Regions from separate parts of the Mus musculus genome. Here region 1 is linked to region 2. Evidence: chromatin loops called from intact Hi-C (ENCODE). Cell type or tissue: left cerebral cortex. All regions are shown on one strand. Links, peaks and the distances in the headings refer to the core of each region. The heading gives the core; the rest is flanking DNA.

Region 1 (6,025 bases), core at 717-4,716, 120 kb before region 2:
ACATAGTGGAGCATGTGTCCTTCTTACTGCTTGGAACATCTTCTGGATATATGCCCAGAAGAGGTATTGCGGGATCCTCCAGTAGTACTATGTTCAATTTTCGGAGGAACTGCCAGACTGATTTCCAGAGTGGTTGTACAAGCTTGCAATCCCACCAACAATGGAGGAGTGTTCCCCTTTCTCCACATCCTCGCCAGCATCTGCTGTCACCTGAGTTTTTTTTTCCCCTTTTCCATTTTTTATTAGGTATTTAGCTCATTTACATTTCCAATGCTATACCAAAAGTCCCCCATACCCACCCACCCCCACTCCCCTACCCACCCACTCCCCCTTTTTGGCCCTGGCATTCCCCTGTACGGGGGCATAAAAAGTTTGCATGTCCAATGGGTCTCTCTTTTCAGTGATGGCCGACTAGGCCATCTTTTGATACATATGCAGCTAGAGACAAGAGCTCCGGGGTACTGGTTAGTTCATAATGTTGTTCCACCTATAGGGTTGCAGATCCCTTTAGCTCCTTGGGTACTTTCCCTAGCTCCTCCATTGGGAGCCCTGTGAACCATCCATTAGCTGACTGTGAGCATCCACTTCTGTGTTTGCTAGGCCCCAGCATAGTCTCACAAGAGACAGCTACATCTGGGTCCTTTCAATAAAATCTTGCTAGTGTATGCAATGGTGTCAGCGTTTGGAAGCTGATTATGGGATGGATCCCTGGATATGGCAGTCTCTACATGGTCCATCCTTTCATCTCAGCTCCAAACTTTGTCTCTGTAACTCCTTCCATGGGTGTTTTGTTCCCACTTCTAAGGAGGGGCATAGTGTCCACACTTCAGTCTTCATTCTTCTTGAGTTTCATGTGTTTAGCAAATTGTATCTTATATCTTGGGTATCCTAGGTTTGGGGCTAATATCCACTTATCAGTGAGTACATATTGTGTGAGTTCCTTTGTGAATGTGTTACCTCACTCAGGATGATGCCCTCCAGGTCCATCCATTTGGCTAGGAATTTCATAAATTCATTCTTTTTAATAGCTGAGTAGTACTCCATTGTGTAGATGTACCACATTTTCTGTATCCATTCCTCTGTTGAGGGGCATCTGGGTTCTTTCCAGCTTCTGGCTATTATAAATAAGGCTGCTATGAACATAGTGGAGCATGTGTCCTTCTTACCAGTTGGGGCATCTTCTGGATATATGCCCAGGAGAGGTATTGCTGGATCCTCCGGTAGTACTATGTCCAATTTTCTGAGGAACCGCCAGACTGATTTCCAGAGTGGTTGTACAAGCCTGCAATCCCACCAACAATGGAGGAGTGTTCCTCTTTCTCTACATCCACCCCAGCATCTGCTGTCACCTGAATTTTTGATCTTAGCCATTCTGACTGGTGTGAGGCCACCTGAGTTTTTGATCTTAGCCATTCTGACTGGTGTGAGGCCACCTGAGTTTTTGATCTTAGCCATTCTGACTGGTGTGAGGTGGAATCTCAGGGTTGTTTTGATTTGCATTTCCCTGATGATTAAGGATGTTGAACATTTTTTTTCAGGTGCTTCTCTGCTATTCGGTATTCCTCAGGTGAGAATTCTTTGTTCAGCTCTGAGCCCCATTTTTAATGGGGTTATTTGATTTTCTGGAGTCCACCTTCTTGAGTACTTTCTATATGTTGGATATTAGTCCCCTATCTGATTTAGGATAGGTAAAGATCCTTTCCCAATCTGTTGGTGGTCTTTTTGTCTTATTGGCGGTGTCTTTTGCCTTGCAGAAGCTTTGCAACTTTATGCGGTCCCATTTATCAATTCTCGATCTTACAGCACAAGATATAAGATACAATTTGCTAAATGCATGAAACTCAAGAAGAACGAAGACCAAAGTGTGGACACTTTGCCCCTTCTTAGAATTGGGAACAAAACACCCATGGAAGGAGTTACAGAGACAAAATTTGGAGCTGTGACAAAAAGATGGACCATCTCGAGACTGCCATATCCAGGGATCCATCCCATAATCAGCTTCCAAACGCTGACACCATTGCATACACTAGCAAGATTTTATTGAAAGGACCCAGATATAGCTGTCTCTTGTGAGACTATGCCGGGGCTTAGCAAACACAGAAGTGGATGCTCACAGTCAGCTAATGGATGGTTCACAGGGCTCCCAATGGAGGAGCTAGGGAAAGTACCCAAGGAGCTAAAGGGATCTGCAACCCTATAGGTGGAACAACATTATGAACTAACCAGTACCCCGGAGCTCTTGTCTCTAGCTGCATATGTATCAAAAGATGGCCTAGTCAGCCATTACTGGTAAGAGAGGCCCATTGGATTTGCAAACTTTATATGTCCCAGTACAGGGGAATGCCAGGGCCAAAAAGTGGGAGTGGGTAGGTAGGGGAGTGGGGGGAGGGTATGGGGCACTTTTGGGATAGCATTGGAAATGTAAATGAGGAAAATACCTAATAAAAAATATTAAAAAATAAAAGAAAGAAAGCACTACTACCCTTTAGTGGGTCTTCCTGTTTCAAGGGCAGCACTGAGCAGGCCCTTTCTGTTGATCTACACAATCTCACCATACTGAGATGGCTAGGCCTAAAATCAGCAGGGAATCCCTTATTAGCTATTACAGATAGCTTTCAGCTTGCAGGCATTCCCACACACATACACATGTGCCACTTATTCATTGGTTTAAAAACTGTATTATCCAGTGGGATGAAGAGTGGCTTAGTGGCTAAAAGTGCTTGCTACTCTGAGAAGCCCTGAATTATGTTTCTGGAACCTACATATGGTAGCACCATATGTAACTTCAGCTTCAGCGGGATAACAGCCTTTTTTGGCTTCTGTGGGCAGGTAGTCATATGTAGATTCTCACAAATAAAAGGAAAATACATCTTTTTAAGAGTGCACTAACACACAGTAGGGTTTTAATACATTTTATTTGAAGCACCTCAGTTTTCTCATGTTTCTGGCCATCATTTGCCCACTGCTACCTTCTTCTGAAAGCTTTATCTTTTCAAAGACTGATCATATAGCTTTCTGTCTTGGCAATGGCTTCCTTCACTAAATTAGCCTATGAAAGTCTGAATTGTCTTTGTATTTTCTATCACCTCAGTGAGAGTCCAAACAGATTAGCACTCATTTTATACTGTGGTTCTCCTCTCTATATGGACTCCTTAAGGACAGGAGTGAGTAGAGAGGTGTTCTGACCCACTCAAGTACTTGATATTTGAGTAAAGATATTCCATCTTAAAACGATAAATTTATTTCCACTAAGTCTATTCTAGGCAATTTCTTTTCCCGAAGGCCAGTGGAAATTTTAAAGGGAAGGACAAGTTGCTATTTATATAAAATGTAGTCTGAAAAAACAATTAGTGTGTTTCTTCCTCTGGACTATAAAATGTTTAAACAGATTGTCTTTAAGAACTTACCTTACCCAGCCCATGGGAATTCCAACACTTACTTGGATATTACCATTTGGGAAAGGGGAAAAGCTCAACTCCCAATGCAGAAATGATGCTCCCCATGGGATTCATTTTTCAGAAGCCTATGACAAAGGAAACCAAGGGCACTGGGAAGAAAAGACACCCTGGTAAAGTCATTGAAGGAAACCTGGGAAATCTGACTACAACCTCAAAGGCAAGGCTCTGGGAAAGAAGAGACAAGTCATCCACACCCCTTCCTCCAAGCAATGATCTGAGGATAAAAACACAGACAGGGCCCCAGAGCTAAGTGATGTAAAATTCAGAAGAGCAACAGAATCTACATTGTAGGTTCAAGAGCAGAAGATAAAGAAACATTGAGTAAAAAGTTATGAAAGGGAAGGACCCAGCTCTGGCTGTCCAATTACACATGGTTTTATGCATCAGCAGCCCTGTAAGTAAATGAGTGGCATGCTATAGGAGATGTCATACAAAGTTGTAGAATCATTAGCCCCCGTCTCAAACACCATTCTTTAAGGGCTACTTTTATATTAAGGAGGGCATTAGAACTGTTATCCAGATCAGAAGATAAACTATGTAGCATTTCCAAAACTATTTCAACAATTCTTCTTCCAAAAGTATGTGAGTCATATGAAGGAAAATCACTGTCATCTCACTCTCTTTATCAATTGGTATGGAAACTAAGACCCGGGGAAGCAAACTAACTAGATGAGTAGAGACTAGAACTCAGCACTGTTCATCCTAATCCTGATCAATTGTCTTTATTCCCTACCATTCTACATGTTGTATTCCCAACAACGTCAGTTCAGGCAGAAATACCTTTAGCCACACTTCCTTTCTTTCAATTTTCTGTCATCTTTCCCCCACAACTAAGGATCCAAGTTGACTCATCTTCCTTACTTGTTCTACTCATTCTCAGATCCAGACTTAGCTTCCAGCTCTCTCTGTAGAGTCCCTCCTGCTAGAGTCCTCACATCACCGGCTGTGGATCTCCTTGATTCTAATTACCTGTCTGCAGCAACACAATCTCCTGACTTCAACAAACCCAGCCTCCAGTCTCATCAGAATGTTCCCCATATCCTCTGCTGGCTCCAACCATTGCCAGAGGCAACATCATGTACCCACTTCTGTAGGACAACTCTTGCCACAGGAAGCATCCATGGCAACCAGATGGGCTAGAAGATGAAATTAAAGTTCATAGATAATTTATGAACTTATCTATGCCAATACATGGTTTATTAGAGCAGTGAACCTTTGGCAAAGCTGAGCATATTATATGAGAAATCCTCTTTGTTGTATTATGGTCTATTGGAAAATAATGTGGCTTGAGGTAACATGGCCTGGAAAGAAGAGAGGGCTTCATAGGCCTAGCAAAGATGGAGAAACAAAACAAAACAAAACAAAACAAAACAAAACAAAACAAAACAAAAGAAAAAAATCAGTGTCAAGAAATGAGGTAAATGAAGAATCAGGCGCTTTCCATTCACCCAAATAAATTCATAACCTAAAATATGCCAGATATGATGTGGAAAATGAGCACATAAGAGATTTGCACAACAGTGGAAGAATAAAGCTCACATGCATAAATAAGATTATATGATTTACAGACTACAGAGATAATAGAAGACAACATGACAAAAATAAGCGACATGTATGATCAACTAGGTCACACAATAAAAACGGTCTTCAGAAAAACGTGGCAATCCTCACAGGGCATTGACGTAATCTGGCTCATTCATCCTTCTCTTTATGATTGGCATAGCACTTAACCAATTTACTGATTAAATAAAATGATGAGTCTCAAAGCAATGTGGAAGAATAAAGAACTCAGCTTATTTTCATGCTTGTGCATTTCAGGGAACAAACATAAAACAAAAAGGGTATCTATTGGATATAAAACTTTAGAAATATTACATTAGATGAATTTCAAAACTCAACTGATTTTCAGTAAATAGTAACAGATTTTTAAATTCAGAAATAAATTCACTTATATACAGTATATATAATAAGTACACACTAAACACTAAAGGAATGAATGTTGCAAACAAAGTGCTGAGCAGAATGTGTTTTTCTTTCTGCCCAATTAAAATCCTTTAGCTCATTTTGTAAACTGGGTTGCCTGAGGCACACCATGCTTTCTCTCTCAAACTCCTAAAATTGGTTCTTCCTTCCTGAATTAGGAATCAGAGTAACAGCTGTCATGAACATGATTTACAATGCCATACACTGAAGATAAATTAATCATAAACCCTTATAATAATATAAAATAATAAGATTATTTTTTCAACCTCTATAAATATGGGCATCATGTACAGTACACAGTGATTAATAAAGGTCTCTAATGCATCATGGATTGCTCCTATATCGCAAACTACAATAATATTTCTTTGCACATTAAAATGTAAAGTACTGGAGTGGCCATAATAAGTAGTGAACCTTTCATTAAACTATTTTTTGCCTTTCAAGCATTGCCTCCTTGTATACAAGAATAGTATAGGATAGACTGATTTTAGCCTTCCATGTTTTTAAAACATACACATATAGCAAACAGAGATATCTTGAATCATTTCACCAACTCAGAACTTTCTTAACTGAGAGAAGTCCTT
Region 2 (6,025 bases), core at 1,372-5,371:
GACCAAACTGTACACTGGCACTGCAACCTTGTCACTTCAAATATTTAGATATTATTTTAAAAATCAGGTCACAGAAAGGTGTGGTTCCAATTACCCAACATTTACAGTCTTCAAGAGTGCTGGGCCCTTAGTGGCCCCCCAAATGGAATCACTTTCTTCCAGTTAAAATAAAAATTACAAAGTATTCCTATCACTCATCTAGTCAGGCACATTCATGGCTCAGTATGGAAACCTGGGAGACTCCCATCTAAACTGATAAGTGGAGGGAGAACACTGGCCTTGGAGGAAGAGTCTTCAAACCACACTACACTTAGGATGGACAACAAGCCTGGACTCTACCATGGCTACAGCAAAAAGGGGCAGAGTCTGCAAAAGAATAAGACCTGTAAGGAGTGAGTGATATATGATGGTAACATGTCAAGCATACTAATACTACAGTCCCACAGGAGCAACAAAGCCTTCCCCATGTGAGGCTCAGAAGGATGGCAAAGTTGACAGTGTATCACCACTTTCTCCCATCAGCAGATGTTCACAGACTATAGGAGATTAGCTAAACCTTCCTCCTTATTCATATATATAGATCAACCTCAACCTCACCTCCTTGTTCACCTATATGCAATAGTCCTGCCTCCCTGTTGAAACATATATAATAAGCACACTGAGCTTGTGGAGTGCTATGGCTCCACTCGTCCATCAGAGTAAGCACATACCACCAGACCCCAGCTTTTCTGTGTGTCTGTGTGCTGCCATTTCCTTATTTCCTTGCCCTAGTCAGGGTTCAGGAATCCAAGCCATGCATGAACATCATAGTGACCATTTCCATCAATTCTGAACTTGATAAAGAGTTAGCCCACTAGGGCCTGTAATATTGGCTCATGAATCCAGACCTCCAAGCTGTCTACTTGAAGAAAAATTGCTCTTAACTGTCTCGATAGTTAATTTTTCCAAATGAGGCTACTATAGAGATGACCAGATAATATTGCATTCATGCTGTTCCTCCCTGCCCTGTCCTAGACTTGCACATATCATATATAGTCTAAAAGAACTTCCAAGGATTTCTTAAGTTATTAGCATTAGTTTTTCATCTGAGTGAAATCTTTAGAAATTAATTAAAAACTCTTGCAAGCCACATTGCATTTCAAACCATGGAAGAACACTAACCTGGAGCAACACAAGCAAGACCTACTGCCCAGCCTTGCCAAGACACCCAGCTCCTGGAGGCACATGGGTCTACTTCATGTTTTCTCCTGATGACAGCAACTACAAGTTTCCAGCACCAAACCTCTCTACATTGTTGTAGCTTCTTACAGTACCTTAAGAAATAGACTTTACCTTTCACCTTTTATTAATCAACAAAAAAGGCCACCCTAATAAATGAGAATTCTTCAAACTTACTTCCAAGACCATATTCCTTCTATTCTACCCTTCCTCTCATTTCCCCAAGAAGTCTTCTACTTAATAATTACTCATTAGTAATAAATTAAAACGTGAAAGATTTTGACTGTGGGAATAGTCATTTCTGCACCCACTCTAGGCAGTGTGTGACATCAAGTTTGGACCTGAGAGAGCCATCTCTGCAGGGGCTCACACATGGGTGAGTCTGGAGCATCTGCCCATCTGTCCGTTCACAATCCTCAGAATCCCAGAGCTGGAGCGCTGGAGCAATTAAGGAGTGGTGCCTATTCACTGAGAATCCAAGGGGGAAAGGAGAGACACTGGAACATTTTGTGCTTGGAGGGAATTTGGTCCCTGGGGTTCCTATGTTGATTTCGTTTGTGTCTGCCTTCCTATAAACAAAAGCAGAACAATGACAGGAAGGAATACCAGAAGGCTCCAGGCTAGCTGTGAGCAAAGGAAGTTTGCAGTGCACAGCATCAGGTCAGGGCGTTCCCGATGGGTCTGCTGCAGCCTGACTGGCACATTGGAGCTCTTCAAGGAGAAAAGAAAGTTCCTGGGTTTGGGAGTAGACAAAGCATCACTAAGAACACTTACCCAGCGCCTTCTACACTTGCCCCCACCTCATGCTTAATAAAATTAATGTAAAATCCAGAGTGAAGAAAGAACAGGTAAGTAAAGCAGTTTGAGGTGATGACAATGCTAGTAAGGGAAGAAAATCAGGAGAGCTAGTAGAAGATTTGAAGGCAGAAATCTTGCTTACCTGCACCCAGTACCGAGTCATACTCACACTGGCTCCTCGGGTGGTACCCGAGGCTTCTCTCCTGTTCTTAGCAGTTGTGTCCTTTCTTTGCCCTCTGCTCACCAGAAAGCTAGTGGTGGTGCAGGAGCAGCTACACCCGACCCCTAAAGGTGAAGAGGCACTGGGCTGGCAAGCTCTCTAGTCTTCTCCCTTGGTGTACTGTAACCTAATTCCTGAAGCGTCTTTGTTCCTTGGGACTTTAAATATCCCCTGTGCTCACCGTGCCCTTCTCTGACTTCTGACATCCTTGGTTCCTAATCCCTTAGTCTCAGAAGCATCAAAGAAAGCCAGATGCCAAGTCCCCGTAAGAAGAAAAGAAAGGGCCTCCAAAGTTTGGAAAACTTTAAGGTCTGGAGATGGGGACAAGGGGTGCTCCTGGGAGAAGGGAGAAGCTCACCTGTTGATGGAGGTACGAAAGTTTGGCTCTCCCACCCTCCTCCCACCGCGATTCCCAGATCCCTGCCACGCCCAGCCCAGCCTTCTTGCCAGGCCCAATACTCACCTTGAGCCCTCGGATCTCGCCGAGATGCAGCTGCAGGCGGCGGTTGACCTCGCGAATGAGGTTGCTGTGGTCCAGCATCGCGCTCACCTTCTCGGCTTCGGCTCGCCGCAGGCTGCGGATCAGCTCCTCCTTGCTCCACTGCAGCAGCTCTTCGTCCGTCACTTTAGATAGATCATCCACGCCCGTGGGTGTCGACGCACCGGCCGGAGCCGAGGGACAACTTTCCGCCGCTGGCGCTGAGCCTCCAGCCGCCTTAGACATGGTATCCGCGCAGCGGCAGGTGCGAGTGGGTAGAGGCGAAACGACTGGCGAAGGTGCAGGCGCGGCTGGGTGGCCTCCTCCCACACCCCTGTACGCTTCCAGAGTCAGAGGTACCTCCGGGGGACCGCTGCGTGGGGACGGCAGGAATCGCGCTGCGTGGCCATCCTACCTCGCCATCCAAGCGCGAGTACCTGCCGAATCTCGGGGCCCGACAGCCAGTTCCTGGTGGCTGCATAGGTCCGTCCCAACTCGGCGCAATTCCATGGTGAAGGGCGCCGGGGAGCAGGAGCGGGCGGGGACACCAAGAGAGATCTGTCTCAATCCCCTGCCCTCTCCTTCGCTCAGATCCAGACAGCCATCCCTCACGGTCTGACACACACACACACACACACACACACACACACACACACACACACAGGCACACGATGCACACGCCCTTCCCTCTCGCTTGCTAAACCCCGAGGCTCCGCTGCTACCCTAGGGCGAGCTGCTGTCCTTCCCAGAAAGCTCCGCGCAGCTGGCTAGCTGTAGTCCTATGGCTGATCCTAAACTGTTCTGGGAAGCCTTGGGTTTTCAGAGCCCAGAAAAGGATGGGCGGGGATTGGGGAGCAGCAGCAGGGAGGAAGCTGGCTCCCGGGGCGCCCGCATTCCGCAACACCTTCTGCAAAGGCCAAACCCGAATGGCACTCAGCTGCCCAACCGGACCCTGAGCTCCTGGTGCTCTGCTGCTAGGGACGATTGGGAGCGCGGTTCCCAGAGCACAGGGATGCGGGTGGGGCTGGAGTCAAGAGCAGGTGCCGCCAGGGCGTTGAGAGGCTCGCGCGCGCCACCAAGTGACTATAGGCTGTCCCCTCCCCTCCATCTCTGCAAGTCAGACTAGTTCAGGAGAGGCAGCCTGCTGACCAAAATGAGCGACATTCAGTTCTTGGAAGAATTGGATGCAGAAATTTCGAGAGCAAGACATATGACTAACTAGCTAGATGCACTTCGGAGAACTGGAGAAGAGGGAAGAAAGCCTGTACCGGAGGTCACAAAATCCTCAAGTTCAGGAAATCAGGGCAAAGAGCTGTTAAATTCAGCCCTTTGGGGACCTCCACCCCATTCCCAGGCCTTTGTTTTCTCTAAAATCTCACCACCTTATGAAGAAGCTTCAGGTGGAAGTACTTGGCCCTTTTAAAGTTCGTTTGGGAAATATCAAGGCCTTTAGAAAATAAAATAACTTCTGCTTCTCCAGGAGCCTGGATTTTCAGGTCTGCATACCCGGTGCCCTTGGCAAAGTAAACTGAAATACCAACCAATACCAACTGAGCTTTTCACTCCTCTGTGCTGCAAACTGGGCTGGCCTTTGATGGTCCGATCTGGAAGGAGGGTTCTATGTTTTGGCTAGTCTCTGGTTAAATACAGCACAATCCTCTTTCAGCTGAAAATACACTTGTTTTCCTAAAGGATGGGTGCAGAAGGCCCTGACAGTATCATTTCTAGGAAGCTGACAGGACCAGAAAATTATAGAATCACACTATCCCAGCCTGAGCTTCTGTCACAGTGAGGGTCTCAATCAGTTCCCTCTAATGAGGCAGTGCATATCCTCTTTAAAGCTGCCACCTTGTGAAAAATGATGAGTTAGGGACTGAAACCTTTGCCTTCTGGAGATCGAAGGAAAGTAGTACGGTTAGCCCCTGACCATGAACACACACACACACACACACACACACACACACACACACACACACACACACCACATACATAACTGTACTCATAGAGACTTCCTTCTGTATCTGGGCCTTTGCCCTCTCTTCTCACAGCATGCATGTACTCTCACCTTCTCTCTGACATACTGGCATCCAACTCTCCCCCCCCCCCACACACACACACACTAACCTTTGGTCATATTTGCAACCCAAAAATGTCTTCCTTGGTACGCTGAAGCACTGTAATCCTAGGAGAAAGTGGCTCCTCTCTCAATTTTCAGCAAAGGGAGAAGTCTGTTAAAGGTTTCTTTCAACACACCCAGAGACCAAGACCCAGCTAGTCCTCCAATGCTTTCCACTGCTTACTTCAGCTTACAACCCTCCCAACCTTTCACTTCAGATAACTCAGTCCTTCCCCTGTATTAATGGTCTTGACTATGTCTGGTGTAATTTTCTTGACATTTCCTTGTCTCTCCGATGCACAGGTTTTTAAGAGAATGCTGCATAACAGTTTGGAAATGGAAGAGAATACACAAGATGGAAAATTGTGAATGTCGTTCCATGTTCTTGCTTTTGATGAATCTTGAGTCACTGGTACTCAGGCCCCATGGAGACGGCTTGCTTTTAGGTGCTTCATCGGGACTTTAAAACAAAGTTCAGCCAATGATTACAGTGCCCAGGGCAGCTTCTTGTTTGAATCTTGGAACCACCATGGTATTTATCCCTAGATGACAGGAATCTACTGCTTTGCTCAGTTTATTTCTCAAGATTTATCATTTTTTGTCATGCATTCATCCTTCATAGTCCCCTAAGCAAGTTGCACCTTCAGCAGATTCCACCGTCTACTACTGGACCCAATCTTAGTCTTCCCAGACTCCAAACCATGGGATAGAACAATCTAGTGACTGTAAGACACCCAATAATAGGTCAAGTAAGAAAATAAGTTTTCATCTCTGTGCACCCCTTAACTCCTAGCTCAGAGTAAGCATTAAATGAAAATAGGCGGAAAGAAAGGGGGCCAATGGTAACATAACTGTCAGGGACCTTTCCTTATCTGCATTCTTTTAGCCTCTTTGTTTGGATTGTCTTACAACCCACAACATATACACAACCCTTAATTTTGAAAATATTAATTACTGTTTAGTATTGTACTGTTAGGGAAGTTAGAGAAGTGTTGAACACAGTTGGAACTTTTTCAAATTGTTTAAAATTAGGATAAAATGTGCCTATAATGACTTAGCCTCAAATTTCTGCAAAATGTATTCAGTTGACAGTTTTGTTGTTGTTGTTGTTGTTGTTGTTGTTGTTGTTGTTGTTGTTGTTGTTGTTGCTGTTGCTGCTGCTGTTGCTGCTGCTGCTGGTGGTGGTGTTGCTGCT

The links. Hi-C counts contacts between places; a loop is a spot of excess contacts. Peaks named below come from ENCODE experiments on the same cell type or tissue, not always from the same donor. Only the 100,000 strongest peaks of a DNase experiment are listed, where the experiment ranks them.
Region 1: a loop joins it to region 2, with 2.8 times the contacts of the local background. A loop is called at or near these places in 6 of 42 quality-filtered maps.

Annotation. Positions count from the first base shown.
Region 1 is chr11:28,462,384-28,468,408 of GRCm38, forward strand. All of the region lies in intron 2 of Ccdc85a (coiled-coil domain containing 85A), which reads right to left. Among named protein-coding and RNA genes, the nearest start is that of Ccdc85a, 120 kb to the right of the region's middle. In left cerebral cortex, for the core only: no CTCF peak of the experiment used is centred there; a DNase peak (open chromatin) is centred at 2,750.
Region 2 is chr11:28,580,583-28,586,607 of GRCm38, forward strand. It overlaps Ccdc85a (coiled-coil domain containing 85A), which reads right to left and starts at 3,742. Exons shown (of 5, transcript NM_181577.5): 1 at 2,700-3,742. The coding sequence starts at 2,960. In left cerebral cortex, for the core only: a CTCF peak has its summit at 3,799; DNase peaks (open chromatin) are centred at 1,880, 2,184, 3,240 and 3,756; H3K4me3 peaks cover 2,647 bases; H3K27ac peaks cover 2,222 bases.